Linked DNA regions of Mus musculus: all the other regions are linked to region 1. The links are chromatin loops, found by intact Hi-C in ENCODE. Cell type or tissue: heart. All regions are shown on one strand. Each heading gives the region's core, and the rest is flanking DNA. Links, peaks and the distances in the headings are about the cores only.

Region 1 (10,728 bases), core at 1,608-9,607:
TTATGTTAGGAAGTGTCTATGCTGAGTTACTGAGGTGGGAAAAGCCCATCTAAATGTGGGCAAAAGCAGGGTTTCTACAATAAATAAAAAGAAGAAAGCTAAACATCAGCATTCCTTCATCTCTCTCTGCTCCCTGCACACAGATGCAGTGCGCCTCCTGCCCCACTGCCTTCACCTCCATGGTGAGCCTTCATCTCTCTCTGCTCCCTGCACACAGATGCAGTGCTCCTCCTGCCCCACTGCCTTCACCTCCATGGTGAGCTTTCATCTCTCTCTGCTCCCTGCACACAGATGCAGTGCTCCTCCTGCCCCACTGCCTTCACCTCCATGGTGAGCCTTCATCTCTCTCTGCTCCCTGCACACAGATGCAGTGCTCCTCCTGCCCCACTGCCTTCACCTCCATGGTGAGCCTTCATCTCTCTCTGCTCCTTGCACACAGATGCAGTACACTCCTGCTCTGCTGCCATGGCTTCACCCCCATGGTGAACTTTCAGTAAAACAGAAAGCACAGGAAATCCTTTACTCCTTCTGTTGCTTTGGCTCTCTTTTCATGGCAATAAAGCAAGTAACTAGACAGAAAGCTGGTGTCGCTGCCCCGGAGGTGATGGGACCTGAGAGAGTGCAGCTGATAAATGAGGCACACTAAAGTCTCATCCAATAGCCAGCTTTCTTCAGAGAACCATTCAATTTATACTCTGAGTGTTCAGAGGAGTCACATGGTAAAGTGTGCAATCACAAGGACAAATTGCACATGGCAAAAACATGTTTTCCATAAAGGCATATAAGCAAATAACAATAGGCAGTTTAATGAGTAATCTGAAGCGAACCCACTCTACGGGCTACATCTGGGAGAAGCATGAACGCACATTCTAAGAATGGCGCCATGTTTGAAGGAACTGAGATCACAAGGCTCGCGTTTTCTTGGCGTTTCCTCACAAGCACTAATATCTTCATACGACTCCATTCTTTCGTGTTCTGACAAGTTGGTACTTAGAAGTGGAGCTGTTGCTGTCATAAACACAGTTATGTAGATCTCAGGTGATGTAAAAGGTTTGTGGAAGGATGCAGGAGTCTTTGGATCTCTAGGATCCTAGAAGCAGCACACATTGGGGCATTTTCTTGGAATCTGAAAAACAACAATGCCAAGAGCAATGCCTCAGTGGAGACCTAGCTCATGAGGTTCTAAGCACAGAGACTACATCCAGCCCACATCCTGAGAACTTGAGCAACACAAAGTCCAAATCCTAATGTTTCTGATGGAAGAACTTTCAAAACAAGGCAGCATTCATGCTGTGTGTGCTGTTCACTGCTCTTCGGATCCTTAGTAGAGAGAGCAAAATCGGGAGCAAGTGAGAGCAACTTTAAAGTTACAAACATAGTATGTCTCAAAGCAGTTGTTAAACAGATTAGTGCGATTAAAAAGAAACCCAGAGGGCTGGAGAGACGGCTCACTAAGAGCCCTGGCTGCTCTTCCAGAAGACCTGGGTTGAATTCCCAGCACCCACATGACACCACCATCTATAATTCCAGCTACAGGACTTCTGACAACCAGATACAGACACACATGCAGGCAAAACACCAGTGCACATAAAATAAAATAAATTATTCAAAAAGAAAGAAAAGAAAAGAAGAAAGGGAGGGAGGGAGGGAGGGAGGGAGGGAGGGAGGGAGGAAGGAAGGAAGGAAGGAAGGAAGGAAGGAAGGAAGGAAGGAACCTGGAGCAGGAAGGGTGTCCTGAGGGCAGCCATGAAGGGTTCCACCTTGTGGAATGCAAAGTGGGACTGAATGTCTTTAGCATTAGGAGATGGCCATGAGCCAGAGCCACAAGGGGTTGAAAAGTCCTATGACATAAAAATGATGTGTGGCTGTCAAAATGACTAGGGTTGAAGTTGCGAAGGTTAATACTAGCTGTCAACTTGCAAGAATTTGGAATAACCTAGGAGACAAGCCTCTAGGTAAGTCAGTCAGTGAGGAATTCTCTAGATTGAGTTAACTGAAGGAAATCTACCTGAAATATGGGGGCACCATTGCATCAAAGGAGGCCCAGACTGAATAAAAAGTAAGTTGAACACCAGAACTGATCTCTCTGCTTCTCCCGCAGACACATGTGATCAGCTGCCTCACACGCCTCCTGCCGTCCCCTCATCCTCTTACCTGCATGGCAGACTGTATTCCTCAAGTATAATCTGAAATAAGCTTTCTTCCCCAAAGTTGCCTAGTCATCACAAACAATAAGAAAACTAATACAAATTCCAACCAAAATCGTAAGTCTTGGGTCTCACTAGGTAGCTCTGGCTGGTCTTGAACTTGCTTCCCAAGTGCTTAAAGGCATGCACCATTACACCTATCTAGTTCTTAAGACTGTTATCAACCGGTCGTGATGGCGCACGCCTTTAATCCCAGCACTTGGGAGGCAGAGGCAGGCGGATTTCTGAGTTCGAGGCTAGCCTGGTCTACAAAGTGAGTTCCAGGACAGCCAGGGCTACACAGAGAAACCCTGTCTCAAAAAAAAAAAAAACAATAAATAAATAAATAAATAAAAATAAATATATAAATAATAATAATAATTAAAGACTGTTATCAGGGATTCGCACTACTGAAACTTTAAAAACTAAAGGTGCATTAAACAGAGCCAGTGAGATTGTTCAACCAGAAAAAAGCACTTGACCCACAAGCCTATTGACCTAAGTTGTAGAGGAAATGGGGTCCTTGTGCTCACAGATAAAGCACTAGGAAAGGTAGGAATGTTAAACTCGAAGGGTTATCTATTCAAGAGAAGAGATATATAACCTGTTCTGCCCAGAAGGCTAGGAATGGAAGTAGTAAATAGCTTGGTGATCTGTGTGACCTGTGGGGCCAGGCCACACCTGAATCCCACTGACTATTATGTTCATCCCAGACTCTTACTCCAGAGACCTCTAGTTTGAGCACTGTTTCCCAGTCAATAGACCCCATCTTCATGGAAGATGTCATATGGACTTTACAAAAGGGTTTCAATGTAGTCATGCCTTGAGCTTTAACATGCACATGGGATTTGGTTAACTGTTACCAGGAAACTTTTTCCAAAGCTGTACTGTACTTAAATGTGCCTAGAATAAACTGCCCAAGATCAGACTTTAGAGGTGTGAACGGACAGCAGCTACTGAGTGGAGCTGAAGCAGATGTCTTTCTTGCCTCACACGGACGTCACTCCCGTTACTGCTCTGCCTGCCATAGCATTTGCAGGGATGCTCACACCGAGTGTCCCACACACGAAAAGTAAAAGGGGAGAGGCAAGTCCACAGAGTTGTCCCCTGACTTCCACATGCATCTCATGGCACACGTGCCTTCTCATCATCCACACACAAATAATAATAAATATATTTTTAAAATTTGATGGCCAAGAAAATGGTTCAGCAGATAAAAGCACTTAGTACAAAATCTGACAACCCGAGTTCAATTCCTGGATCCCATGTAAAGGTGGAGGAATGAAGCAGTTCCATGACACTTTCCTCTAATACACACACATGTGCGCACACATACTAATGACACACATACATATATACATACACATGCACATGCACACTGACACACATATATGCATACACACATGCGCATACATACACACTGACACACATACATACATACACACACATACAAACATACACACACTTAAACATATTCTCTCATGCACGTGCATGCACACACACACTTGCACATACACTCACACAATAATATATACAAATTCAGAATAAAACAATTTTTTAAAGATTCACTGAAACAGTATTACTGTTCAGTAGCAAATCAATGGAATAAACGGAAAGGCACATTTGGAAAGTTAGGGTTTTGTAAAAGCAGCATTTTCTTTTCTGTCTGTCTGTCTGTCTGTCTGTCTCTCTCTCTCTCTCTCTCTGAGACAGGGTTTCTCTGTGTATCTCTGTGTATCCCTGGCTGTTCTGGAACTCACTCTGTAGATCAGGCTGGCCTCAAACTCAAGAGATCTGCCTGCCTCTGCCATAACTGAGCATCGTATCTAGGATCTGGAAGATTCTAGGCAACATACTTTATCACTGAACTACATCTCCAGCCCCTCTTTTCCCTTTTACATTTTATTACATTATTTTACTATGTGGAAAGAGATGCATATCACAACTTGTCAGAGTTGGTTCTCTCCTTCCACTATGTGGGTTCTAAGGATCCAACTCAGGACCCGAGGCTTCAAAGCAAGGGCCTTTACCAGCCAAGCCATCTCACCAGCCCTTTTTTAAAAAAGCTTTTTATGGCCCGGCATGGTGGCGCACGCCTTTAATCCCAGCACTCGGGAGGCAGAGGCAAGTGGATTTCTGAGTTTGAGGCCAGCCTGGTCTACAAAGTGAGTTCCAGGACAGCCAGGGCTACACAGAGAAACCCTGTCTTGGAAGAAAAAAAAAAAAAGAGAAGCTTTTTGAAAACTCCTACTCTGTGGGAAGCCACATGTGCCGTTGCAGAGTGGCACTGACTACTGCTGGCCACCACGCATAAGATTGGACAAACAACCAATGTGTACATATGCAGTAAAGTTTTTTGCAAAGACACTGCCTGGCCCAGGCATGATAATGAGGTTCTGTAAGGTACGGAGAGTATAACCAATCAGATGTGAGACATGCAAATGAGGTATGATAATGAGGTTCTGTAAGGTACTGAGAGAGAGTAGCCAATCAGATGAGGAACATGCAAATGAGGCTTAGTGCATAACCAATCCGGGTGTGAGACACGCCCCTCCTAGGCCTATAAAAGCAGCACCAGTTCTTCCTGGCCAGTCGAGCGCGTGCAAGACTACTCCTTTTAAGTAAACTTCAAATGAAGTAAACGACATATGTGCACATGTACAATAAAAACCCTGCAAGTGTATACGGAAATGCAATCAGGTAAGCAGGGAGTTGGAGAGGGACGGAAGCTTGATTAGGTATGCCTACCACAAAGTTAAAACCTTTCACAAACTAAACCTTACTGGCTTTAATAGCCAAACGATTTTTGCAATCTTTAAATAAAAGTTAATATTGCTAATATACAAAAGCACTGTAAGTTTTAAAAATGTTAATACCTCGAATATAAAGAAAACAACTTATAAGCAAGGAATTCATAAAGAACCAGTAAGTATATGGAAAGTATTCAGTTTTATACCTAGGTAACAAAATGCAAATTCATACAAGAGTCTGACAAAAGGCTGACTAGTAACAGAATGATTCATGCTGTCACGCAGCATTCTAATACTTACTGGGAAAATGCATTTTAATAAGAACACTTCTAGGAAGCCTCTGTTAAGGTTCAGAATCTTACAAATGGGCATTCCCTTTGATCTAGCAATCTATCACTGCTTGTAGAAATGAAAAATTGTAAATACCTTAAAAGCCCAGTAACTATGGGTTCTTTAAACAACTAGAATAGCCATACGACCACTTAAAATGTATCTAAGACCTGGAAAAACAGGTACCAAAAACCCCTTTGTGCATATTTGAAAACTCTACATTTACATAGCAGTATGACAATACCCTCATCCTTGTGGGTTTTGTGTCCCACTCTGGTGGGCAGAGCCACCTTAGGTAGCCCAGGCATGTCTCAAGCTGACCTTGACTATACCTTTGGTTCCCAACGTAGACGATTACTTCACTTAATTTCCCCCACTCCGTGGTTTTTGACACAATCTCGGTATGTAGCCCAAGGTGGAGTAGAATTCGCAGTAATCCTCCTGCCTCAACAACGCCCGTCATTTTTTTTTTCTTTTATTGCTTAACTATTTCGGATATAATTGTGTACTGTTGGAATGCTGTTCGCATAGCAAACTGAATTTTTTTAACGCATTATTTTTAAAACGAGGCGATGAGAGAGGCGTTGCCAGCACCATGCCGGGCTCCGGAAAGGTGAAGGGCTCAGCGCCTTAGAAACAAGCCCCCGCACCAGGGGATTAAGGGCCACGGGGGATGGGGGGGAGCCGTGACGGCTGAGGGAGGGACCTCTAGCCTTCTGAGGAAGTGCGATCCCTCTTCCCGCTGGAGTGCGCGCCGCCCGCGCCTTTATTGCGGAGGTGTGGAGAAGAGCGTGGGAACAGCACGCAGGACAGCCTCCCGCTCCAGCGTACAGGGCGGGCGCCGTCAGCGCCGGTACCAACGAGACAGGACCGCGCTGCGTGCCTAGAGCGGCCCTGCCGCTGTGCGCGTGTGCAGAGGCGGTCCAGCCCGGTGCGCTCAGCGCTAGTGGGCGAGGTGATCTGTACCCTGACTGAAGGTCTAGGGCAGTGCTGACGCGAGTTCGCAAGGCGCGTTCGTGCTCCTGGTTGGTAGGACCCAGGGGCAAGCGAGGCTTTCCTCAGAGCCCTAGGATGGGAGGTGGAGGGAGACGAGGCCAGGTTCTGCAGAAAGAAGGCTCAGGCTAGCCCTTGAGGAAGAGTGAGGAGCATCGGGACAAAACGGCCATCCTCCAGACCCAGACGCTGAGTATGGAGACACCTCGGCCAATCACTCTATTGGAAAACCAAATAGAACAAACCTGTTTGGGATGAAGGTTGATAACCAATTTGGAATGATGTGTGTTGAAACGAATGGATTTTGGTTTTGAGGCATTAGCAGGACATTTGAGTAGAAGAGCTGATAGGAGATTTGTTTTAGAAACTGGGTTTACTCTGTAACCCAGGTTGGCCTGGAGCTTAGTTTTCTCGGCTTCTCAGAGCAGAATTCCCGCCTTGTGCCGCCACGCCTGGCTGAAGTTTGGGAACATGGACTGTGAATGTAGAATGTAAGGTGTAGTCTGCAGCTCAGGAGAGTCAGCTAAGTGACAGTTGTCTATAGTCATGTTTACAGGCTCAGTGTTTAGTCCCTAGCAGAAAAAAATTGAAGTAAAGCAATGTAAATGCATTGTCTTGACTAAAAAACTCCATAGGGATTGAGTGGTAAGTTTGACATAAAACTATATATAATTTCACAGAGCAGACAAGAATCATGAAGTTTGGGGGGCGAAAAACTTTGGAAGGCCTGGAAGCCACATAGGACTACCAAGTCAGACATTTTCAAACCAACCAGTTAAATAATGGGCAAAGGAAAAAAATCAGAAGGATGCCCGTTTATTAATTATGGCATATATCCTTGCCTGGCTTAACATAAATTATGTAACTGATAGAAACATTATACTTAAATGATATTTACCCATTAGCAAGAACAGAATTTTAAGAGGTTTTACTTGTAAACATCAGGACCTTTAACTACATCTTGAGGGTTTTTTAAATGAAAATTCGCAAAATCAAGTTGGACTAACTAATGTGTATTTTAAGTATGAGACCTTAAATTTCTAATTATGAGGATTTTTTTGTGGGTGGGAAGATGATTCAGTGGTTAGGAGTATTTCTTGCTCTTACAGAGAGCCACTTTGATGCCCAGCATCCATGAAGGGCAGCTCACAACCGCTGTGAGACTAGTTCCAGGGCAGTTACAGGCATGTGCTCTCACACACACAGTTATTTTTTTCGATTATGAGTTTTTTCCTAAAATTGTTCGAAAATTAAACTAGTGTGTTTAGTTAGAAATGTTAGAAAGTGGTGTGTGAGGTTGCTGGTGGGAAGAGGGCATGGCAGTGAGCCTGACTACCTCAGTTCAGGCTCCAGGTTCCACATGGTGGAATGAGAGCAGCATCTCCTGAAATTTGTCCTCTGTCACCCACCCCTGCATACACACAGAAACATGAGAACACACTGGAAAAAGAGAAGCCATGAATTCCTCTGCCCAGAGTTAATGCCTGTTAATATCGTAGTGCTAACATGTGTTCTCCCTCATGGTAATGATTATGGAGTCAGTAAACAGTACATTTGATAGAGAAGCAGAAGCCAGCCTGTTTGGAGGTCAGGATTCTGAGGGGATTACTTGCTTATGAGTTGGATTACCATCAAATGACCATATGTTTGTTACTTTTTGCAAAAAACAAAACAAAGCCCTAAAATATATTTTTTCATTTCAATCAGGAAAACCAAAGATTTTGGGGGAAAATATATTATGAACATTTTTTTCACATTAAATAGTCTATAGTTATATCATTGATTTTTAAAATAGTTGTGTAACATTCGTGTTTATGCACATATATTTGTGTGTACATCAGAGGACAGCTTTCAGAAGTTGGTTCTGTCCTTCCACCATGTGTATTCTGGAGATTGGACTCTGGCCATTTTGTGAAGCTTGGTGGCAAACACTTGCTGAGCCATCTCACCAGCTCAAATTCTCAATTTAAAAAACAAACACACCTCAAAGGGGATTTTGGTTCAACGCAAGAACACTTAAATAGGTTTGTTTTCTGTGAACACTGTTTAAATTGAGGAAATACAAAAGCTATCAAGCCCGAAGACAACAGTGTTAATGCAGTCTTACTGGAAAAAAAAAAAAGACAGGATCTAAGTGGAGCGGAAGAGGGCTGTCAGAGTAAAGCATTGAGGTATGGTGGTATTGGCCTGTGTTCCCAAACTGTCCTGGGGGTTGAGGCAAAGGGATGACAAACTCAAGACCAGTTGGGCAACTTAGATCCTATATCAAAATAAAATCTCCATGTGCAAGGCCACATGTTGATTTCCCAGGACTTCAGAGGGAAGTGGGGGTAAAGCAACTGCAGAAAGGCTCACAGAGTGGAGCTACCACCTCAGTGGGAGGGGACTGAGAGAAGATCAGGGAGCTGATTAGAAGTCTGTACAGTCTGGCTAGAACTGGTTCAAGTCACCCCAGTTCTGTGAGAAAGAAGGTATGTATTTGGTGGGGAAGTTAAATGAGAGGGCCTGGGTTTTTAAACAAAACCTGATCAAAGGAAAGTCTATACTGACTGGTGAGTACTGACTTTCTCCTATTGACTGTTCTTAGCAGCACTCAGTAACCTCAGCTAGAGAAGAGCCTCTCTATAAAAGGGCCTCTGATTTCATACCTCAAGGTGACATTTTTACTATTCTAACAAAATGGCCTGGCTCCCGAATTCATCCATTCTTACTGTCTTCAAAGTAGTAAACTGCCTACATAATCAGTTTATGCAGGCCTCTACATAGGCCTCACCTCTCTCTGTAGGCCCTGCCTTCTAGAAACCAGAGGAAAGCCTCCTTGTCCCTCATAGAAGCAGCAGCAGCCTAAAGATCTCTAAATTGCTTCCAGAGTGACTCTGCCCTTTTCTGGAAGGAGGAGATGTTCTCTAGGCTGCAATAGTCGCTCTCATCTACACTTCACTGTCTGTGGCTTCATTTCCCACACTCACCAGCACTCTGAAGTGTTAATTTGAAAGTTCCAGAAATAAGTGATTCATAAGTTGTAAATTATGCATCATTCTGCATAGCATGACTATTAGTATTCCTTTTTTTTTTTTTTTTTTTTTTTTTTTTGAGTCAGGGTTTCTCTGTGTAGCCCTGGCTGTCCTGGAATTCACTTTGTAGACCATGCTGGCCTCGAACTCAGAAATCCACCCTCCTCTGCCTCCCAAGTGCTGGGATTAAAGGTGTGTGGCCACCACACCCGGCTGACTATTAGCATTCAGTCTAAGCTCCAACCCACAGTTACCTAGCAACAGCTGGGTATGCTCCTCCCCACGGTAACCTGGCAACAGCCAGGTAGGCCTGACCCACTATAAAAGGGGCTGCTTGCCCCCTCTTTGCTCTCTTGCCCTCTTGGGCTCTTCCCTTCCCCTTTACCTTCCTGGTCTCTCCATGTGTTCATGCCTGGCCTCTACTTCTCTACTCTCTTTCTCTGCCTTTCTCTGCCTCTACTACCCTCTTAACTCCCCTCCCCATGCCCTGAATAAACTCTATTCTATACTATACCGTTGTTTGGCTGGTTTCTCAGGGGGAAGGGATGCCTTGGCATGGGCCTGCTGAGACATCCCCTTCCCCCACACTTCACTTACACCCCGTAGAACATATCTCCTCTTTCTTTATCTTTTCATAAACACATCAGTGACAGTCTCCTGCCTTCTGCCCCATCCTTCACAGGCTGTGACTCATCCCTTAATGCAGCAATTCCACGATACAGATGCTGCTCTCCCTTAGTCAGTTAGCTGTGTTACTCAACTAGGCCATTTGCCTACCTCCCAGCTTCCAATTACTGAAGCTACAATGTTTGCCATCTTAAAATTAGTGATTTTTTTTTTTTTTTGAGACAAGGATTCACTATGTATCCTGAAACTTGCAGTCCCCTTGGCTCTGCCTCCTGAGTGCTGGAATGACATGAGTGTGCTGTGTGCCTCACATCTGACTTAAAGCCCACTGAGAGCAAGTGAAATGAGGGCTTCTTAGGTTTGCCCCAGTCTTGGTTATCAGATGAACTGTCAGGGTGTCACAGTGCTCATGTTTAGCAGTGGCCGGAGCATTTGTGAGTAGTGATTCTGACAATTTGAATATGCCAAAGAGAAGTCATGAAGTGCTTCCTTGAACTGACCCCATAAGGAGAGGAAAAAATGCCGAGTGCTAAAGTAACTAAGATCTACAAATTCTTAACAGAAATTTTAAAGAAAACTAGTCATGGTGGCTCATGCGACATCACAGTGCTTGTCAAGTGGAGGCAGGAGCACGGAGAGTTCAAGGCCACCCTTCCTTATATAGCAAGTTCCAGTCTAGGTCGGAAAACAAATTGTGAAGAAGGAAATGGATCTGTGCTAGTTTTGCTGTCACCTTGAACTACAAATCGGTTGCCACAGTTCCTGACAAATGCTTAGTCATTCACCTCATTTGATCTCTTCACATTGACCTTGTGTCACCTCACGTCA
Region 2 (10,728 bases), core at 1,076-9,075, 64 kb before region 1:
ATCCCACAATGGGGTTTGATGGTCCTAGGTTCTGTAAGAAAGCAGATGGAGCAAGACCCTTCATGACCTCTGCATCAGCTCCTGCCAGCAAGTTCCTACCCTGTTTCCTTACTGGCCTGACATGCTTTGAGGATGTGTAAACCCTTTCCTTCCCAACTTGCTTTTGTTCATCACAGCCATAGTAATTCTAACTAGGACACTTACCCTGAGTGGCTCCATTTTACAAAGCAAAGGCTGCCTCTGTGGATTCAGAGGTTGAGTGAATCAGTATCTTGTTTGTCAGGTAGATACTACATGGGCCATGAACAGATCAATAATTCTGCAGGTAAAGAAGTACTCATGCATGCTTTGCAAGGTAGACTGTGAGTCAGTGGGTACAGGGCTGTATTAAAGCCCTCTCAGCAGAGCTGGCAGGCAGGAAACACTGGGTTTGATCCCCAGCACCACATAAAACAAAGAGCAGTGGTACATAGTTGTAATCCCAACACTTGGAAGGTACAGGTAGGAAGATCAGTGAAAGTTCAAGGTCATTCTCAGCTATACAGTGAGTTCCAGGACAAAGTGAGCACAAAGAGGTGAGATGAAGAGGGGAGGGGAGGAGATCCATAGCAGAAAAACCAGCCCATGAACTTTTTTCATAGTGCTGGGGGTTAAAGTAGGTGCCTCAGAAAATGCTAAGTGTTCTATCACTGAGCTACAACCCTTGCTCTCAGGCCCCTGAGCTTACCTAACAAAATAAACCAATAATGCAGAACTCTCACCTAGACCTCCCCAAAAGGAAAAGTGCCTAACATTGTCCTGACAGTGGCCCTGCCTACCTGTCAGGGGCCAATAGGCAGGGATTTCCCAATTTTCTCAGTGTAAGAGGGAGCCTCAGGTCAATACAATCCCCACTCTCTGACAGCTTGGTGCTGCCCACACCTGGTATAGAACCTAGTTACTTTGTATTTTGAAGGAGGACTTCTGTGCTGAAGAACACACTTCAGGAAATATTACACTAGACAAAGAGCTTGAGGAGAGTCCAGACCTTATCATATCTGTTTGTTCATGTGTTCCCTAGAGAACTCTGAAGAAGAGTTTGGACCCAGAGGTATTGGATACATTTTAGGAGGTAGAGATTAAGCTGAAGGGTTAATAGGACAAGACTAAGCAGGCAGGAATATTGGTTTGGTTGTGTGATAAGGAATGAGGAGGAAATGACGTCAGTAAATCAGATAAGATTCCTGAAAAGATAGATACAAACTACCAAAGCTATAGAAGACAACCAGAATAGTCTGAATTAATTTAAGGCTGGACATTGTGGCATAGTCTTGTAAACCAAGCACCAAGAAGGTAGAGTCAGGAGCAACACAGATTTAAAGCCCAACTGGGCTGCACAGAAAGTTCAAATTCGGTGCTAAGACATATAGTGTGAGCCCCCTCTCATACATACATACATACATACATACATACATACATATGCATATATATATTTGTTTTACATAACACACATATACTAAAAAAAAAACTATTTATAAACAAAAACCTGGGGGCTGGAGAAATGGTTCATTGATTGAGAGCACTGGCTGCTCTTTGAGGGCACCCTAGTTCAAGTCCCAGCATGAACATGGTGGCTCACAACCAACTCTAACTCCATCCCCAGGGGTTCAATACCATATTTGGCCTCCTTGGGCATGAGGCATGCCATAGCACATAGATATACATGCAGGCAAAACACCTGTACACATATATTGTTTTTTAAGAGAAAAGAAAAAGAAAAGCCTGGACTAGAGGGCTGTCTGGTTTAAGTTAACAAAGTTATAGTTAGGTAGTATCCCACCTAATGGCTAGGAAATTCAAAAGGACTGGGTCAGTAACAGACTGTGGAGGTTAGGGGAGGACGAGGCTGGGAGAGTCTAAGTTCCTTGTATAAGGAGAGGTTTTGCTGACTAACGGGATCACTGCAGTCCTTGAATGCACTAAAATGAGGCTAGGTCTGGTTTTGTTGGACCAGCATAGTGGGGTATTCCTGTGACAACCTGACCATGTTTTGGGGAGGACTGTGGAAGAACTTTGGAACTTTGGGCTAGAAGATCCATTTGGTGTTAAGAGCTCTGTTAGATGTTGTGTAGGAGCTTGGAAGATAATATTGAGAACAGTGCAGAAAATGGAGGCGTGGCTTGGAAATTTCAGAGGGAAAATTAAAGACTCTTTTCAGGACCATTGCTATTTTGGATTGTGAAGATTCTGTAGTTCTGGTTAGCCGGGGCTGAAGAATCAGCTGTGATTAACAAGATACCAGAACTACTAAAGCAAAAACTTGGCACTACTAGGACTATTGATGCTGGTTAGCTGGAGCTAAGAAATTAGTGGTGATTAAGAAGAGACCAGCATCGCTGAGGTGACATCTTCTGGGAAGTGTTTTTTGAGAGCACAGAGGCTGTGTTTCAGAGATAGCCAAGGATGTACCTTGTGCTACAGTGGGACTTGGTAATGTTTAAGAGTCACCCAGGTGGTACTGGTTTTGAAGGCATGAAGGGGTCACACAGAGCAGCTGAGGCTCTGCACTGTGAGAGGCCATGGAAGGTCATTGGTGAAGGTGCAGTCTCAGTTGCAATTGATGGCCCAGGACTGAAGGGGTCATGTAAAGGATTTGAGGCTTAGCACAATGAAGAGAGCTGATAAGAGGCTACTGTTAAAGCCAAGTTACAGTGAAAGACAGCAGCATTTTGGAGATGCCAGTACCATGAGATGACTACCAAGAACAGCAGCAGCAGTGGAGTACAGGCAGCTGGAGCCTAGAAGACAACATGTGTGCTAAAAAGGGCATGGCTGGAGAAGTGACCCAAGCTCTTGGAGGAGCTCAGAAGATTGTGAGTTGGATCCCAGACATTGGATGGTTGGAGATTGATTTTTGCTTTTGATTGTTACTGTGCCCTGATATTTTTCCCTCTTGAAGGAAGTTTTTGTAGTGAAGCCCACAGTTAAGAGACTTTGAATTTTAAAGTACTTTGTATTTTAAAAGATACTGGATATTTTAAAGGGATTGAACTTTTAATATGTAAAGACTGTGGGACTTTTAAAGTTATTTAGATCTTGGGGATGAATAAGAAAGTAAGGGTTGAGGCTTACCAGTAATGTGTTTGTGTGTCAAGTTGACAAGGGGTCAATTGTACTGGCTAGTTTTGTGTCAACTTGACACAGCTGGAGTTATCACAGAGAAAGGAGCTTCAGTTGGGGAAATGCCTCCACGAGATCCAGCTATAAGGCATTTTCTCAATTTGTGATCAAGCGGGGAGGTCCCCTTGTGGGTGGTGCCACCTCTGGGCTGGTAGTCTTGGGTTCTATAAGAGAGCAGGCTGAGCAAACCAGAGCAAGCAAGCCAGTTCTATGATCTGTGTTTTTTCTGATCAGTCATTGACTTTAGCGTGGTGTGTGTGTGTGTGTGTGTGTGTGTGTGTGTGTGTGTGTGTATTTGGTATTGACTAAATGTAGAGCCTTAAGCTTGCTAGGCAAGCACTCTATCTAGTCCCCCTGCCCCTGCCTGCTCTCCTCTCCTTTTTCTGCCATCTTCCTCATCTCCTCCTTTTTCTTTTACCTGTCCCTTGTCCCCTCACTGTGCAGACCACACTTGTGTTAAACTTGTGGTTCTCCTCCTGCGTCTTGTCCAGATCTCTAGCCCTTTTCTGCTTTATTATGAGGGATGCTTTTTATTGATGATGTTGGCCTTAAATTTATGATCCTCCTGCCTCAGCTTCCTGAGTAGTTGGAATTTTAGGCATGTAACATAATACTTCTGAACAGAAATGGTTATAAGAAAGTTATAAATAATTTAAGTTATCAAATCTTCAGCAAAAGGAACTTTAAACCATCTATCTGTATAGAAATTAGGTCTAAGGTATGCTATACTCATAAGAAAGAGGGATCAGAAAACAGAGGTCCTTCACTCTGGCTAAATAAGGTTAAGCTTGCTTTCATAATCCTTAGTAAGGATCAGAACTGCTTAGAAAAACGTGAGTGAAGTTCACCTCAAACAATAGCCATAACTATCACCCAATATTGTCTTAATATCTATCACACAATTTTCAACTGAACATTCCCCCAAGACTTAATTTTTAATTCCACAAAAATATGTATTGCAATGTGACCATAGGTGCATTCCCTACTACTTCTAGGCAGTCTGCAGATCTCACCAGGCCGCTCTGATTCTCAGGTGGCAGGCATCCAGTGGACGACTTTTCTTCCACATTCTCACTTCTTCCTTTATGCTTGAATAATCTCTCTCTCTCTCTCTCTGTGTGTGTGTGTGTGTGTGTGTGTGAAGGATGGAGGCTTTAGTATGAATGGGCTTCAGTGTCCTATAACAATGATTCAACTGGCAAGACAGTTCAGTGGTAAAGGGTATAGGAGCTTGCTGACAAGCCTCTGGAACTCACATGGTGGAAGGAGAGAACTGACTTCTACATGTGTCCTCTGATCTTCATATATATTCCAGGTATGCATGTGTGTATGTATGTATGTATGTATGTATGTATGTATCTATCTACCTATCTATCTAGATACACACACAAACAAACAAAGTAAACAAAATAACTTTGCAATGGCTTGTAATGAGCTGGGATGTGGCTTCGTGGTGGAGTGCATGGAGTGCTTGTCTAGCACATTCAAGAACCTGAGTTCAATTCCCAGCACAGCAAACCAAACAAACAAAGAACAGGAAGAGAGACCCAGGAAATATCTCCTGTCCTTTGCTATGTGAGATGCACTGAGAATGTTCACTCCATGAATCTATGAATCAGGCTCTCACCAAACCCTGCATCTGTCAATGCCATGGTCTTAGCTTCTCTACCCACCAGCACTGTGAGAAAGTAATTTGCCTTTTATTTTGTGTGCATGCATGCAGAAGTCTATGGAGGCCAGAAGACAGTGTTGGATTCCCTAAAACTGGAGTTATAGAAGGTTGTGAGCTGCCATGTGGGTACTGGAAGTCAAACTCGGGTAGTCAAACTTGGAAGAGCATCACGTGCTCTTAACTGCTGAGCCATCTCTCTGGGCCCCTGAACTCTTTTGTTTTAAACAGCCTGGTCTGGTGTAAATGATATTCATGCTAAGAAGTCAAAATGCTACTGAAAGAAATCAAGAAGACCTTACAAGTAGAGAGATGTGTTTATTATGGGTTGACAGTATCAATGAAGAGAAAGGGTTGCTGTCCATGGTGGCACATTAGTTGTAGGAGGCTGGCTGGGCTAAGAGAGCAGGAAACTGGTCACAGGGATCTTCTATGTACAATAAAGGAACTGGGAACCCACTGCAAGATTGAAAGCAGGAACAGGTGACAGGGTTGATGTAAAACTTTAAAAGGGTCCTTTTACCTGCTATTTAAAGAATAATCTGTAGAAAGAACAAAGGGAGGCAGGGAGAATGTTACTATGATCAGAGAGAAACTACTCATTCAGAAATACTCAGTTAGGAAGTAAAATTAAATACTTCATTGGTTTGAGTTGAACAAACTGGCCTCCTGGGATGAGTTGGGATGTGATGTGCGATGAGGTGAAGCCAGAACACAAGGCTTCAACTAAGGAATTGGGTGGTATCACTTACAGGATGTAAAACAAACTCATAAATCAACTGATAAGGGGGAGACACTGTGGTTACTATGGGCTGGAAGTCTCAGTAAAGTAAAAGTGTTGCTGTCCATGGTAGTGTATGCTTGCAATCACAGCAGAAGCAGGGAGATTGCTGAGAGTTGAGGCCAACCTGGTCTACACAATCAATCCAAGCCAGGCTACATAGTAAGATCCCATCTCAAAACACACAGGCACTCCAAATGTGCTTGAGAGATGTCTCAGTGGAAAGAGCACTTGCTGCTCTTTCAGAGGACCCAAGTTTGGTTCCTAGCATCCACATCAGGTAGCTCACAACCATCTATAACTCCAGCCCCAAAGCCTCTGCACACATGAGCACCTACCCACCTGAAGACACACACAGCCACACATGAAATAATACAGATAAATCTCTAAAAACGAATGAAGCATCAAACAAAATTAAATTGTTACTTCTCCAAGTTGATATAAAAGTTTAATATTAAGTCCTACCAAAATCCCAAGAATACTATTTTAAAGTTATTTTATGTTGTATGAGTGTTTTGCCTGCATATATCTTTGTGTCACTTGTGTGCCTGGTGCTTGAGGAGGCCAGGAGAGGTCACCTGGAACTCCCTGGAACTGGAGTTATAGATGGTTATTTGCAGAAACATGGGTGCTGGGAATCAAATGTGAGTCTTGTGGGAGAGAAGCCAGTGCTCTTAACCACTGAGCCATCTCTCCAGTATCCCCCAACAATAATATTTTGTAGGTTGTTAGGATTATTTAAAAATTTATATGGAATGGCCATGTGCATGCCTTTAGTCCTAGCAGAAGCAGAAGTTTGAGGCCAGCCTGGGATACATATCAGGACCTTCCTTGACTCAAAATAAAAATGTAAAACTTGTATGGAAATACTAATGACCATTAGACATGAAAGAATGTTCAACTTTACAGGCCATCAAAGAAATCTGAGTCAAAACTAAATTGAGATTCCATCTAACCAAATCATAATGTCAGTCACTAAGAAAATGAACAGCAAATGCTGGGCAAAAGGGAGCCTCTATACACTGTCAGTAGGAATGCAGAGTAATTCAGCTAGTATGCAGGTTTCTCAAATTAAACCTTAGTATAAACCTTCCACACAATCTAGCTACAGCCCTTGCAATCATTTACCCACAGGACTCCACTCAACACAGAGACACTTGTGCAGCCATGTTTATTGCAGCTCCATACACAGTATCCAACAACAGAGGACCAGGTACAGACAATACAATACACAGTGGATTTCTTTACACCCATAAAGAATAACGTTATGTTGTCTACAGGACAATGGATATAACTGGGTATAATCACATTAAACCAATTTCAGTATTTTCTCTCACTTGTGGCTTTCAGAATTCATGTAGAGACATAGTCATATGTATGTATGCCATGAGAGTAGAGGACTGTCAAGGGAGCAAGGGAGATTAAGTGCAGGTGGGACACAGAGAGGACAGTAGAGAGGCATGGTGGCAACAGACTCAATGGGTGACAAAAACTGAAAAATAAATGTGTATGAAAATGCAAAGATTTATCATAGAAAAACAATTTTTGTGGATGCCTTTTTTGGCTGAGGGTGGGTAGGGTGGGTGGGAGTGTTTTGTTACTGGCTTTTTTTTTTTTTTTTAAGCTAGGATTTCTTCATCTAACCCTGTGTCAGGGGTTTCTATTCCTGCACAAACATCATGACCAAGAAGCAAGTTGGGGAGGAAAGGGTTTATTCGGCTTACACTTCCATAGTGCTGTTCATCACCAAAGGAAGTCAGGTCTGGAACTCAAGCAGGTCAGGAAGCAGGAGCTAATGCAGAGGCCATGGAGGGATGTTCCTTACTGGCTTGCTTCCTCTGGCTTGCTCAGCCTGCTCTCTTATAGAACCAAGACTACCAGCCCAGAGATGGTCCCACCCACAAGGGGACCTCCCCCTTAATCACTAATTGAGAAAATGCCCCACAGCTGGATCTCATGGAGGCTTTTCCTCAACTGAAGCTCCTTTCTCTGTGATGACTCCAGCTGTGTCAAGTTGACACAAAACTAGCCAGTACACCCTGGCTGCCCTAAGCTCACTCTGTGGACCAGGTCGGCCTCAAACTCAGAGATCTTCCAGCCTCTATCTCTCAGTGCTGGAATTAAAAGCATGTACCACCACAACCCAGAAAACAATTTTTGTAAAGAAAAATAAAACGGGTGAACTAAGTTTTGCTAATTAAATATTTTTAAAATGTTTAGGTTTACTCTATGTGTATGAGTGTTTTGCCTACACATTTATCTATGCACTACATCTGTGTCTGGTGGCCATGAGGTCAGAGGAAGGAATTTGCTCCCCTGAAACTGGAGTTATAGATGCTTATGGGTGCTGGAAACTGAACCTGGTCCTCTGGAAGAGCAGCCAGTGCTCCTAACCACTGAGCCCTCTCTTCACACATACACCTTCTACTAACTTCACATTGAATTGTTTGTCTACAGCATCAGTACCAGGTGGACTGCGTGGAAAGACAACCAGCAGAGAATAGAGAGCCCAAAATAGGAGCACTTTTATTTTATTACTTATTTGTTATTACTTTGTGTATGTGGAAAATAGAAACGGGGACATGTGTGTCATGGCATGCATGAGGAGGTCAGAGGACAACTTTTAGGAGTCAGCTCTTTCCTCCTTCTGTGGGATTGAGGGAATGAACTTAGGCAAGAACCTTTAGCCACAAAGGCATCCCATCATCTCCCAGTTTAATTTTGACAAGCGTGCAAAGGCTGTTCTGTGTGGGGAGCAAGCCTTGTGAGCCAGAGGCCATCTAAAGATAAAACATTGATATCCCACCTCAGACCTTGTGCACAACTCAAACTGCATCACAAATGTGAATGCAGCGTCTTGAACATCTATGAATGTGAGATAAAGACTTCCAAGGCTGATTTATTAAGGGAAAGATGTAGAGCCTGTACTTCATCAAAGCTGATAATGCTCTAGAAAACGTTTTGAAGTTAGAAAAACAAGTTACAGATTGGGGAAAACATTTATATCCTACATATTACATAAGAGAATAGTATCTAGAATGCTCAAAACTCAACAACACAAAAGCAGGCCCAATCAGAATATGAATAAAAGACAAACCAAAAGGACACACACGCAAAGCAAATATTAAAAAGACGTCAGCCTTACCATAACTAGAAAAATGTAAATTAAAACTACAGAGAGTGAGGGGGAGCATGGCTCAGCTAGTGAAGGCCCCTGTTGCCAACAAGCCTGATGACCCTCTAAGTTTGATCCACAGGCTTAAGTGGTGGAAGGAGAGAACCCGTTCCGTCAAGCTGAGCTCTGACCTCCACATGTGTGCTGCTGTACAACTGCATGTGCACGCATACAAACAAACATGCAATGATGATGATGACAAATAAATGTTTTTAAACTATAGTGAGATATTTCTATATATCAGAACGGCTAAAATAAAAGCTAGCAACACGACCAAATGCTGATAGACAAATCACATATGGTGGCACGCAAAGTAGATTATTCACTCTGAAAAATAGCTTGGCAAGCTCTTAAAAACTACACAGGCAACTACTGTAGACTGAATTAGTGATTTTAAAAAAGGAACTTCCCTCTTAGAAAACAGTAGGCCAGATGGTTTCACCACTGAATTCTACTGACATTTAAAGAAGGATTAATACCAAGTTTCACAAATACCTCAGGAAATACTTCCCAACTCATTTTTGAGGCCAGTATTACCTGATCTGAAAATCAGACACAGATATCAGTAGTTTCAAACAGCCAAACACATCTTCAAAGAGAAAAGTGCTAACACCTGCTTCCTTGTTTGGACAAACTTTTAAATAAAATTTAATTTGAGGGCTGGAGAGATGGCTCAGTGGTTAAGAGCACTGACTGCTCTTCCAGAGGTCCTGAGTTCAATTCCCAGCAACCACATGGTGGCTTACAACCATCTGTAATGGCATCCGATGCTACCTTCTGATGTGTCTGAAGACAGCAACAGTATATCCACATACATAAAATAAATAAATAAATCTTTTTTTAAAAATTAACTTAAAAAAAAACCACCATGTAAGTTTTGCTGACTAGCTTGTCACCACACTGGTTACTATAATATTTAATATAGAATGTTACACATAGACTATGTGACTTTAGTACCTTATAGTCCCCTAAGCACTGGGATTATAGGAATGTGCCACCACTTCTTTCCTTCCTTCTTTCTTTCTTTCTTTCTTTCTTTCTTTCTCTCTTTCTTTTTTAAAGGGTTATTTATTTATTTTATGCATGAGTACACCAAAACTGCTCTCTTCAGACATACCAGACGAGGGCACCAGATCCTATTACAGATGGTTGTGAGCCATCAGGCGGTTGCTGGGAATTGAACTCAGGACCTCTGAAAAAGTAGCCAGTGCTCTTAACCGCTGAGCCATCTCTCCAGCCCTTGTTGTTCCTTTTATGGGTTTTCTGTTTGGTTCTTAGACAGTACTGCTACATGGGCCAGGTTGGCCCAAACAAACGTCATTCCCACACGAGCCTGGTACTGGCATAACAAAGTTGCACCTACACTCTGGCTCCTTGATGAGATTAATCATAAACTTTCTATACAGCTTTTAAATTTAAATTTATTTTGTGTGTATGCATGTTATGTGCATAAGTGGTAACTTAGGAACCATATTATCTTGGCCAAGTCACCTAACATTCTCCAAAGCACAGTTTTTCTCTCTGTACAATGAAGGCAAAGGAGATTTCAGAGTTGTGATGGTTCTAATAATGACTGGCATGTATCCAGCCTACACTTTTTAAAATCTACCCTTTATTACCAAGAACTATAAAAATAAAGGGCCTATTTCTAATTTTACATTGCAGTCTCTCAAATAGATGTCTACGTATTTACTCATCATTTCAAGCCCTCAGTTGTGGTACCAGAGGTAGAGGGAAGACTGGAGAAACATTGAAGTCATTATCTAGTTAACCTGCCACTCAGAATTTTCACTCTGTCTTTTTCAGCATGATGCATAACCTTCACTCTAACCAGCTACTGTGAAAGGATGAAGCTTCACTGTTCTGTCTAGTTAGAAAATCTCAGCTATTAAAAAAGATGAATTCATGAAATTCTTAGACAAATGGATGGAACTAGAAAATATC
Region 3 (10,728 bases), core at 1,927-9,926, 200 kb before region 1:
GAGCTTGATAGATATGTATAACCCAAACTGTGAGACCCAATTAAATGACGAAGTGTGAAGGGTTTAGCGGCAAGCTAAATGTTCAGCCCCTCAGATCAATCCCTCCTATCCCAAAACAGACATTTTTTTGTTGGATATAGTCTAGTTGCAACACTATTTAGTGCAGTGCTGAAGCTGAATTCGGGCTCTTAGATGACCACCAGGCCCTGTGTGAACATTTTATAAGCTTTGAAGTGGAGAGCTCAAGCACTGACGGAGTCATCTATTAATTTGGACAGTGTCATAGCCAAAACATTCCAAACATTCTACAAAATGGTGTTCTGTGGGGGTAAATAGAGAAAATGGGCCAATATAAATATTCTAAACTTAAATACATGGATAGTTAAGAAAAAAACATATGGAGATTAACTAGGAGGCCACATTCCATGCAAAGATATATAAACTGAGATTAGAAAAGCCACATGTAAGTGAAGAAATAAATGCACAATTGCAGGCAAAGTTTAAGAATCCAGTCCCACTGAAAATTTCAAACTCCATACTGTAATCCAAATCATAATTATATCCATATAATTGAGTCTTAAAATAATTGTTGATCTTTATCACCACAGATTTATCAAATGTTAACCAAAAACCTGACTTTAATTCCCAGGGCCCATGTCAGTAATAACCATCTTTAATTCTGGCCCAGGTTTCATATGCCTTCACACCTTTGTGGAAACCTTCACTTGCATGCATATACTCACTGGCAGACAAACACATCTACACATAATAAAAATAAAAGTAATTGTAAAAATATATTCATCTATAGGATAAGAAAAGATCCAAGTACTAATCATTTAATTTTTCTGATGAAGATGGCTAATATGAAGCTTACCTGAACAAGAATCATATTCAATTTCCCAATATACACCTTTTCTTTCTAGGGAGGGTGAAAAGGGGTCAGATTAGAATTCAATACAAACATAAGCATAGAAAATAGTTAATGTCTATTAGAAATATACATGCTCCTGGGACTATTAAAAACAGACTAACATTTAAATTATTTTCCTTTCTTTAATACATTCTCTGGGAACCAGGGAGGTAGCTGAGCATGCAAAGTCAACTGCCAACAACTCTGACAACCTGAGTTCAAGTCTCTACATCTGTAATGGTAGAACCAACTCCCAAAAATTGCCCTGTAACCTCAAATAGCACTCAAGTGTTTACAAACACGCACACAGAATATTATTAAAATAAATAAATTTAATTTTATAAAACCATTAAATCTCTGGGGCATCTGAGATGGTTTTCAGAGTAAATATGAATTCAATCTTCAGACCCACAAGCTTAGTAGGAGAGAAGGGGAGAAATGACTCAAGTTGTCTTCTGATCTCCACACCCATGGTACACACACTCACCTGCACGTGTACACAAAACAAACACTGAAATGAAATAAAATAAAACTTAAAATCTAACATTTTCCTTACCTCTACACAAGTTGGGTCAGAGGATGTCTTGATAATGAGACCAACAACATATTTTTTTATTCCTATAAAAATATAATGCATAAAAAATTAACAAAAAAATTAAATTAGGCAAGGAATTTTATGAATCTAATTCCAGCACTAAGGAGTTAGAACACCCTGGAATTAGAATGTGACTCTTAATTCAAGAAAGACACACTTTGCAGGGCGTGGTGGTACACACCTTTAATTCCAGCACTTGGGAGGCAGAGGCAGAGGCAGGTGGATTTCTACAAAGTGAGTCCCAGGACAGCCAGGACTACACAGAGAAACCCTGTCTCGAAAAACCAAAAAAAAAAAACAAAAAAAACAAAAAAACAACCAAAACAAACAAAACAACCCAAGAAAGAGACATACTTTTACTCTATGCTACAAACATTCAGGACCTGGTAGAGAGCAGAGACAGTTTCAAACTCCAATTCCTTCACCAGTGCTGGCAACTGCAAAGAATGCCAATTAGGACTTTGGATATAGTTCAATATTCAATAGTAAAGCAGTTGCCTAACACACAAAACTCCCTAGGTTTGAGTAAACACTTCAAAAAAATGTTAACGATGTTCTCTTCCATGCTTTTGACTTTAAGCTTAGAGCAATCAAGACCTATGTAGCCATGAAGTAGCCATCCATCTCCCTCTGTCACATCAATTTTATAGTCAACGTATACCAAGTGCCAGGCATTCTTTGATGAAACAGATATATCTGCCTGGTCCTAAAGCTAAAGCATGACAATTGCCTGAAGCTATGGCCAGCCTGGCTAAATACTGAAGCCACCAGGCACACTTCAACTCTTGGTCCTGACTCCAAAGTTCTAGGAGTATAGGACCATGAAAGCCTGCCTAAATTACCTATTTTTAATCTTCTGAATTTTATCTTTTTTCTTTCTTTAAAAAAAAAAAAAAAAAAAGAGGCTGTCCTTGAACTGACCTCTGCCTGTTTCTGCCTCCTGAGTGCTGAGAGTAAAGATGTACCCACCACTGTACAGCTACCTTTTAAACTTTGCCACTCATTTGTCTGGTTTGTCACCTGTGTGTGAAAGCCCACTGATCAAAAGATGAACAGGTAATGGTGTCAAAAGCTATCTAACTTGGGTGCTTCAAACTGAACCCAGGACTCTGTAGGCATGAAAGAGCAGCAAGGGCTCGTCATAATTGCTAAGACATCTCCAATTCAGAATTTTTTTCTTTGCAACTGTCCTCTATTTTTTACAAAGAAAATCCATACATCTGTAGGTACATTTTCTTCAAAGGATCACTTACTGCTTTAGCTTTTACTGATAGTTTCTGTTTCTTTCTTTTTTTTTTTTAAATTAAGTAATCATTTGCCCTCTGCCTAATAATAGAACAACAGTATTTCTTATTTCCTGTAGCTGGACTGGCCTAAATAAAACTCCTATATATCTAAGGATGATCCTGAAGGCCTCACCCTCCAAAGCTATTTTTAAGAAAGTAACTAGCCTGAAACACTGTATACTACACAGGTCTTGAATTTAGAGTTGATCTTCCCATATCTGTTTTCCCAATACTCAGGCTTACTTCTTTTCATCTTTTTCATCTTCCTCTCATCTTTGAAACAGGGTCTTAATTTAGACTGATCATTAGCCCTGTGTTAGTATTGACTTGAACTTTTATTTTTACTTTTTAAATGTAAAGCTGGATCTCAATGTATAGTCCTGGCTGGCAGCTGGAGTGAGAGCTCAGGAGGCAGAGGCAAGCTTATGTCTGTGAGTTTGAGGCCAGCCACAACTATGCAGTGAAACTATCTTGAAAAAAACAAAACCAAGACTGGAGATGGCTCAGTGGTTAAGCGCACCAGCTTCTATACCAGAGGTCCTAAGTAAAATTCCCAGCAACCACATGGTGGCTCACAACCATCTATAATGGGATCCGATCTTCTGGTGAGTCTGAAGAGAGCAATTGTGTACTCATATACATAAAATAGATAAATAAATCTTAAAAAAAGAAAACAGGGGAAAAAAAAACCAAGACAAATAAAAATAAATAATAGAAAGCATTGGAAATACAACACAGGTGTAGTTTCTGTCCATTTTGGGGATAGATGTTATTGCCTAGGCCTTCACTTGTATGCACACATCTAACATCTATGTGGTGCACACACCCCAGAATCTCCGCTGTTAAGAGTCAGGTGCTCGGGCTGGTGAGATGGCTCAGCCGGTAAGAGCACCTGACTACTCTACTGAAGGTCCTGAGTTTAAATCCCATAAACCACATGGTGGCTCACAACCATCCGTAAAGAGATCTGACTCCCTCTTCTGGAGTTTCTGAAGACAGCTACAGTGTACTTACATATAATAAATAAATAAATCTGTGAAGAAAAAAAAAAAAAAAAAAAGAGTTGCGCGCTCAGGTTAGGCACAGGTTTTGGAAACAGGATCTTACTAAGTAACCAACTCTGACCTGGCAATGGCCTCATACTCCAGAGATTGACCTATTCTGAGTCCGATGGTTTTTGGGAACTGCCACCACCGCCCAGCTGAAATATTTCTTTTTAAAACTTAAAACTTCCTAAGAGACAGTTGCAGCACTGGGGAGGCAGATTGACCCCTGAAATTGAGGCCAGGCTGGTCTACTGCACAAGTTCCAGGAAAACAAATGTGTATGGGACACAAGACAAACTTAAACTTCAGCCAAGTGTGATGACTTACACCTGCCAGCCAGGGTTACACAAAGTGAGTTCTTCATCTCTTTGGGCTATAGTTTCTCAATCAACAACAAATAAAACCCTACACTAAAAACTATAAAACATATAGATGTTAATTTCTGGCTTACGGCTAAATGGCCATTACAGCATTTCAGAACAAAATGGTAACATTGCAACAAAGTTCTTTTTACCCCTATTGCACATTACTTCTTTCTCATTAAGATGGCTTTTTACAGTTAGGAGAGATGGGAGCAGCAGTGCTTGTTGATCTTGCAGAGGACTCAAGTTTGGTTCCTAGCACAGATTCACAAGGTCTAACTTAAGAGCCGGGGGAATCCTGTGCCCTTTCAAGGACACACACATATAACATATAAATATAAGCATATCTTTACAGTAAAATTGCCATTTCAGAACCAATCCCACTTATACAGCCCTCAATGTGCTGGGACTACCTATGTGTACACTGAACTAATGAATGTGGTTATAATGGTTTGAGACTTTCTGGCAGAAATCAAGTAAGGTGTACATAGACGTGCAAAGATGACTTCCTGCAGGTCAGTGAAAGGTGTAGCACACAGAAATAACTAGTACAAGAGTCTGTCCCTTGAATATGTCTTAGTCTGGCCTAGTGGTACACACCTTTATCTAGCCCCAGCACTTGAGAGGCAGGGACAGGTGGGTATCTGAATTTTAGGCCACCTGGTCTACACAGTAAGGTGTAGGACAGCTAGGATGGCACCAGGAAACACTGTCTATAAAAGAAAAAGATAGCAAACAAACAAAAACAGATGCACCTGTACAGGAAGGGTGGAGATACTAGTCCTGGGGAAACACTGGATCCCAGACCATATCAGAAGTCTGAAGAGAGAAGCTGCTCAGGACTTCAATACAGATCTGAGCTTCCAGAGTGTTAGGTCTGTGAGACCTGGTACTTGCTATATAACAAAGATGGCAATTTTCTCCCTTGGCCTCCACACTGCCTAGGATTCCAGGTATGCAGAATTACAATCAAATAGGTTAGCTTCTTTGAAGTTACTAACTTTATTATGAATGCCAGGTTAAAACCAGTAGAATATCTGGTATCCCATGGGTTTTAAAGGTTATTCCAAAGCAAGGTTCAGCCCAGATTTAATCCCCACCCTTTTCTTTTGTTGACCAAGCTGGCCAAATGTACAACGAGCTGTTATATGTGCATGTTTTATGTAGACCAGGCTAAGGTGGTAGAATGCTTGTATACTATGTTTGAAGTCTTGGGTTTGATCAGTACTCTCAAAGCGGTGGAGGCTCAGATCTGTCCTCCTAGTCCTCAGGTGGAGGTGCTGAAGTCACCCTTACCTATAAAACAACCTGACTATAATAGGATACCATCCCAATAAAAAATAAACAAAACTTTCATTAAACAGGAACAGGGCTGGAAAGATGATGCAAAGGCACTTCCTGCTCTTCCAGAGAACCTGTGCCCAGTTCCCATCACACACTTTGTCATTACTTATTTGTTCCCTTTGTTTAAAAAAAAAAAAAGATTTATTACGTATAAAATGTTATACCTGCAAACCACAAGAGGGCACCAGATCTCTTTGTAGATGGTTATGAGCCACCAGGTACTGGCAGGGAATTCAATGCTCTTAAATCTCTCCAGCCACCTTTAGGTTTTTTTTTTTTTTTTGGGGTTTTTTGTTTGCTGTTTGTTTGTTTGTTTGTTTGTTTGTTTGTTTTTGAGACACAGTTTCTCCTTGTGGCCCTGGATGTACTGAAACTCACTCTGTAGAACAGGCTAGTTTCTAACTCAGATCTGTCTGCCTCTGTCTCTGAAGTGCTGGGATTAAAAGCCTGTGCTACCACCCCAGCTTAATTAATGTCATTACCAGTAACTCCAGCACCAAAAGATCTGTCACCTCCTTCTGTCCCTCACAGATGAAGGGACACAGATGGAGAAGGATGGACAAACTGACTCTGCCTACCCTCCCTCAAAAGGAATATGAGAGAGAGAGAGAGAGAGAGAGAGAGAGAGAACGAGAGCCAGCCTGGCAGTGGTGGCACGCGCCTTTAATCCCAGCAATTGGGAGGCAGAGGCAGTTCTGAGTTCAAGGCCAGCCTGGTCTACAGAGTGAGTTCCAGGACAGCCAGGGATACATAGAAAAACCCTGTCTCAGGGAAAAGAAAAAAAAAAGTATACCTCTATTCACTAAGCCACATTAACAGCTTTGCTCTTTATTATGTGCATGTGTTTAAGGAGCAGGGTGTGTGTGTGTGGTGTTTGTGCTGTGTCCTGAATGGTAACAATGTAGGGGTCTGAGAAAAACAGGTGTCTTACCAACTAAGCCATTATACTATACTGACCCTCTTTTTAAAAATTGAGTTGGATCTTGTGTAGCCCAGGACTTGCCTTTTCAATCATACTGCCTCCATTCAGAGGTAACTATTTTCTTTTGTACAAGATTTAACTAAAGTGGAGGTTGCCTCTTTCCTCTAAAAGATAGCTTGCAGGACAATACAAATAGATCCTGCCATACAACATTAATCAACTCAGCTGTAGTAAAAGCATCAGGAGCCAAAGCCTTCGCTGTTTGCCCTGAAGGTGCTTCCTACCTTCACACTGGTTCCTTGGAAGGATCTTCCACCTTGTTTTGATCACATTTTCCAAAATCTGTAGTCCATAGTACTGAAAATTGGAGAACAGAACTATGTGAATTTCTTGGCATAGGACTAGGACCTTTCAGGATTCACAAATGGACAGACACTCACACATTTATAGCTAACATTTCAAAAACATTATGCTATCAAATTTAATTACATGTATTAAACAAGGATCTATTCACCCCTAAGCTGAGAGTTCATGCATTTTCCTCATTTACTGTTCACTGCTCTATGTAACGTCCTGCTGTTTATACATGCTCACACCAGGAGGAAGAACCAAATAAAAAGCCCTTTTAGCAGCCAAATGGGCTTATTTGTCTGTAGAGGGAAATAGGAATTCATAGTGTAAGTGACTGCTCATGGGCTCACACATTAACACAACCAGGCTCCTAACAAATTAGAAGCTTGGATGCTATCAAGCTTCCTACCACCCTCTAGGAGTTACAAGTTTTCAGCCAAATATCAAGTACTGTCTGTCAGAGATACATTCTATATAGAGGGTTTAAACATAACTGGTGTGTTACTTAAAGGAGCAGCAAGACAAACCCATGGGTTTATTTTCAATTTTAGCCCCACCCTTATGCAGTTTCTATTTCTACTAATTTAAAGATAAACTTTTGTGCACAGTCAAAATACAAATGCATGTTGCAATCTGTATCTACCTTTCAGGTATTCCTTACAGACATGGAAGCTGTAATTACATTTGTGAAAAAGTTAAATAACAGATACCACTTTCAATCCATTTTATCCCTCCCACTGCTTATGCACTCTAAACAGTCAGCAACATGTAAGAATTTATAATGCTCCGGGATTTACTACCTAAAATTATTACTATGACCAATTAGTGTGGATAGGCAGGAGAAAGAAAAGGAACCAAAATGTAGTTTTGGTATTCCAAAAACCAGCTGTAATACCTGAAAGGTAAACTCTCTCACACACACATAGCCTCAGATTGCAAGTGTTGGCTGAGAATAAGAGTTCATCTTTAAAGTTGTTAGTCATTTACACAATAAAATAGAGCATTAGTATTTCAACCAAAGGGATCATATAAATGCTCATATTAGCCACAGCACAATATAGACTGTCCCAAACTACATTGTGCTTAAATGTTTTTGCTGTTTTCTTTCATTTTAATATTCCATACTTTACAAAAATAATTTTCTTTTGCAATCTCTACTCAAACTATATTTGCGGAACATTCCTTAAAGTCGTCTAAAATAAGAATGAGGCCAAAACAAAATCTGAAATTAAGAAATAATGTCACTGCAGTATTTCATAATCAGCAGTAGTAGTGAAGCTCACTATCCTGGTCAGGAGCTCTGCAGAACTGGTGCTCAGAAGCATATAAAAGATAAAAGTTTCTCTAAGCATACAACTTACTATTCTATAAATTTTTTTCAAGCACAAATCACACTACCTAAAGATTCAAAAGAAAAAAAAAAAGCAGAAACCTAACTGTTACAGAATATGTTCTCTTGCTAATAACCAACTAAAAAGACCCATGGAGCACCAAGAAACAAACACCATAAATACAACAGACTTAAAAAAAAAAAAAAAGCCAACAACAAAAAGCCTCTTATGGTATTTATTTTACTTAATCTTATTATTGCCTCTCAATAATTACTATATTTATTCATTCACTTATTAATAACAATTAATGTAATGTTATATAATATTAATTTACTACCTACAACACTTTCAAAAGTAGAATCTGCTTACTGAACACATGATTTTAATTTGAGGATTGGAGCCCAATAAAAGGATCCTACACATGATCAAAGGTGTTCCCATCACCACACTCTAAGTCCTAACATCCTAACGGCTCTGGATAAGAAATTTGGAAAGAATCCTTGTTCCTTTGGGAAAATAATTTTCTTTTTCATAAATGATAGAACATAACCAAATCTCTCTCTCTCTCTCTCTCTCTCTCTCTCTCTCTCTCACTCACACACACACACACATACACTCTCACACACACACACACACAACCAAACAACAACAAAAAAAAAACCCTACTTCTTTAAATCCCAAAACTTGAATAATCCACTGCTGAGCTATGAAGATGAGGGACAGATAACAGCAAAGACTACATGAAAAACAAATGCATGAAATGATCCCTATGGCAGAAATCTGAGCCCTTAGAAATACGTATTTATGCATTGAGCTCCCCCTTCCCCACCCACCACCCATGAAACAAAAACAATTGATGAACAGAATTCAGTTAAAGGGAATCAAAAGGGTAGACCTTGTGGAGGCCTGCCGTCAAAGCCTAGCTGTGTCAGTTGCACAGGAAGACACCCCTTTTCTTCCTATTACAAGCAATCAACATAATGGAACATTATGATTAATATCAGGTAGTGTTAACATCTTTAAAGAAAAAAAAATGATTGCATAAAAGCCAAATGTCATAGTGCATAAATTTAGCACCAAATCATTTGTAATTTATGTAAATTGAAGAATTCTTTACCTGTTGCTTTCTTTCTGTTCCTCTAATCATCTCATTTTTCACAAGACAAATTTGAGTTTTTAAAAATACTGTTGATAAATCAACTTAAACATTAGTAATGTCTGTCAGTATAAAAAGCAAAATTTACCAGGCAAGCAAACAGGCAAACACTGTTATGTTACTTAATGTTAGCACTTTGAGGAAGTTCTGGGCTGTATTTTTGCCTTAAAATTTACAAGATGTCAAAACTAATTAATATTTCAAAACTGTTAACTAACACACTCTGGTCTCATAAACAGATGTGCACATGGCGATTTTTCTGTTTTAACACAATATATATCAAGTAGAAACCCTTTGTGTATTAAACAGAGTGCCATGGCATCTTATTACTTTAAGGCGTTTAAAGAGAAGCGTGAATCACCAAGCAATAAACAGTCAAAACACATTTTGATCAACCCTTCTGTTCAAACTCAAGCCAAAAAAATTAAAAAAATAAAAACAAAGAGCCCTGAGTTATAACATTTTCAAGTGCAAATAAGAACTGAGTGCTGTCTCATTGAAAATACTGGTACCACGGAGTAGGATTTTAAGCTGTCCAGACTACTGGGTGTTGGTGGTGCCTAACCTATATTGTATTAATTGCCCAAAATAATGTTATTATCTCATCTCTGAATAACTTTTACAACTTACTCTACACATGTTCTACGATGGAAAAATACCCAGCCACCCCCCAAAAGAAAAAAAACACCTTGCACTCTAGTCCCAGTTATAAAAACTTCATAATTCTTAGGACTATTTGCAAGAATTCTAAGCTTTAGAGAAATTCTGAAATAAGTTAGCAATATAAAATGATTTGGTAACAACTGCTAATACTAAAAATGAGATACCTTCCTCAAAGTTTACGACTGGAAGAAAAGAATAATGATTTTTAAACCACCACTTGCTTACTTTCGTGTTCATGTTCTGCGAAAACTCCAATATTGTGTCGACCCGTGTCCAAGCATCAGGATGCTCCTTTAAATGTGTCAGTACTTCTTGAGCCATTCTTTGCTAGAATGTTACACCAAAACAATTTAAGTTAGTGTGTTCTTTAGAATTCATTATAACGTAAAGTACAGAGAATAATGCACACCCTAACAACACAGTGAAGTGATACTTCACTTTCTAGAAACATGTGAGAAATGTACCAGTTACCAGTATTCACAACTGCCTGTAATTGCAGCTCCAGGGGGATCGATTACCATCCTCTTCTGGCCTAAGGGCATCTGCATCTATACCACTCTATTAGAAATACACTCAACATATATCATGCTTGTAAAAGGCACTGGAATTTGAAAGAACTCAGTTGCTTGGAAAGTACAAGCCTCTGGCTTCTGCGTTCTAGGATTACAAACGACTACCAATACATCCAAAGCTGTGAAGTGTCTTATCTTAATGTCCTCCCTGAGAAATGACTGCTGTGAGAACTTGTATTAAAACAGCATA

The links. Hi-C counts contacts between places; a loop is a spot of excess contacts. Peaks named below come from ENCODE experiments on the same cell type or tissue, not always from the same donor. Only the 100,000 strongest peaks of a DNase experiment are listed, where the experiment ranks them.
Region 2: it touches region 1 in a loop (1.9-fold over the local background); 1 of 42 quality-filtered maps calls a loop at or near these places.
Region 3: it touches region 1 in a loop (2.3-fold over the local background); 1 of 42 quality-filtered maps calls a loop at or near these places.

Annotation. Positions count from the first base shown.
Region 1 is chr11:23,063,277-23,074,004 of GRCm38, reverse strand. Gm12059 (a long non-coding RNA gene) reads right to left here and starts at 8,941. Exons shown (of 2, transcript XR_872307.2): 1 at 5,588-8,941; 2 at 1-1,126. In heart, for the core only: a CTCF peak has its summit at 6,174; a DNase peak (open chromatin) is centred at 6,134; H3K4me3 peaks cover 1,566 bases; H3K27ac peaks cover 1,386 bases.
Region 2 is chr11:23,126,295-23,137,022 of GRCm38, reverse strand. No RefSeq gene overlaps it. Among named protein-coding and RNA genes, the nearest start is that of 1700061J23Rik, 20 kb to the left of the region's middle. In heart, for the core only: no CTCF peak of the experiment used is centred there; no DNase peak of the experiment used is centred there.
Region 3 is chr11:23,267,227-23,277,954 of GRCm38, reverse strand. It overlaps Xpo1 (exportin 1), which reads right to left. Exons shown (of 26, transcript NM_001035226.1): 4 at 10,192-10,293; 5 at 6,750-6,822; 6 at 1,467-1,528; 7 at 875-919. Among named protein-coding and RNA genes, the nearest start is that of Xpo1, 17 kb to the right of the region's middle. In heart, for the core only: a CTCF peak has its summit at 5,724 (motif pointing right); no DNase peak of the experiment used is centred there.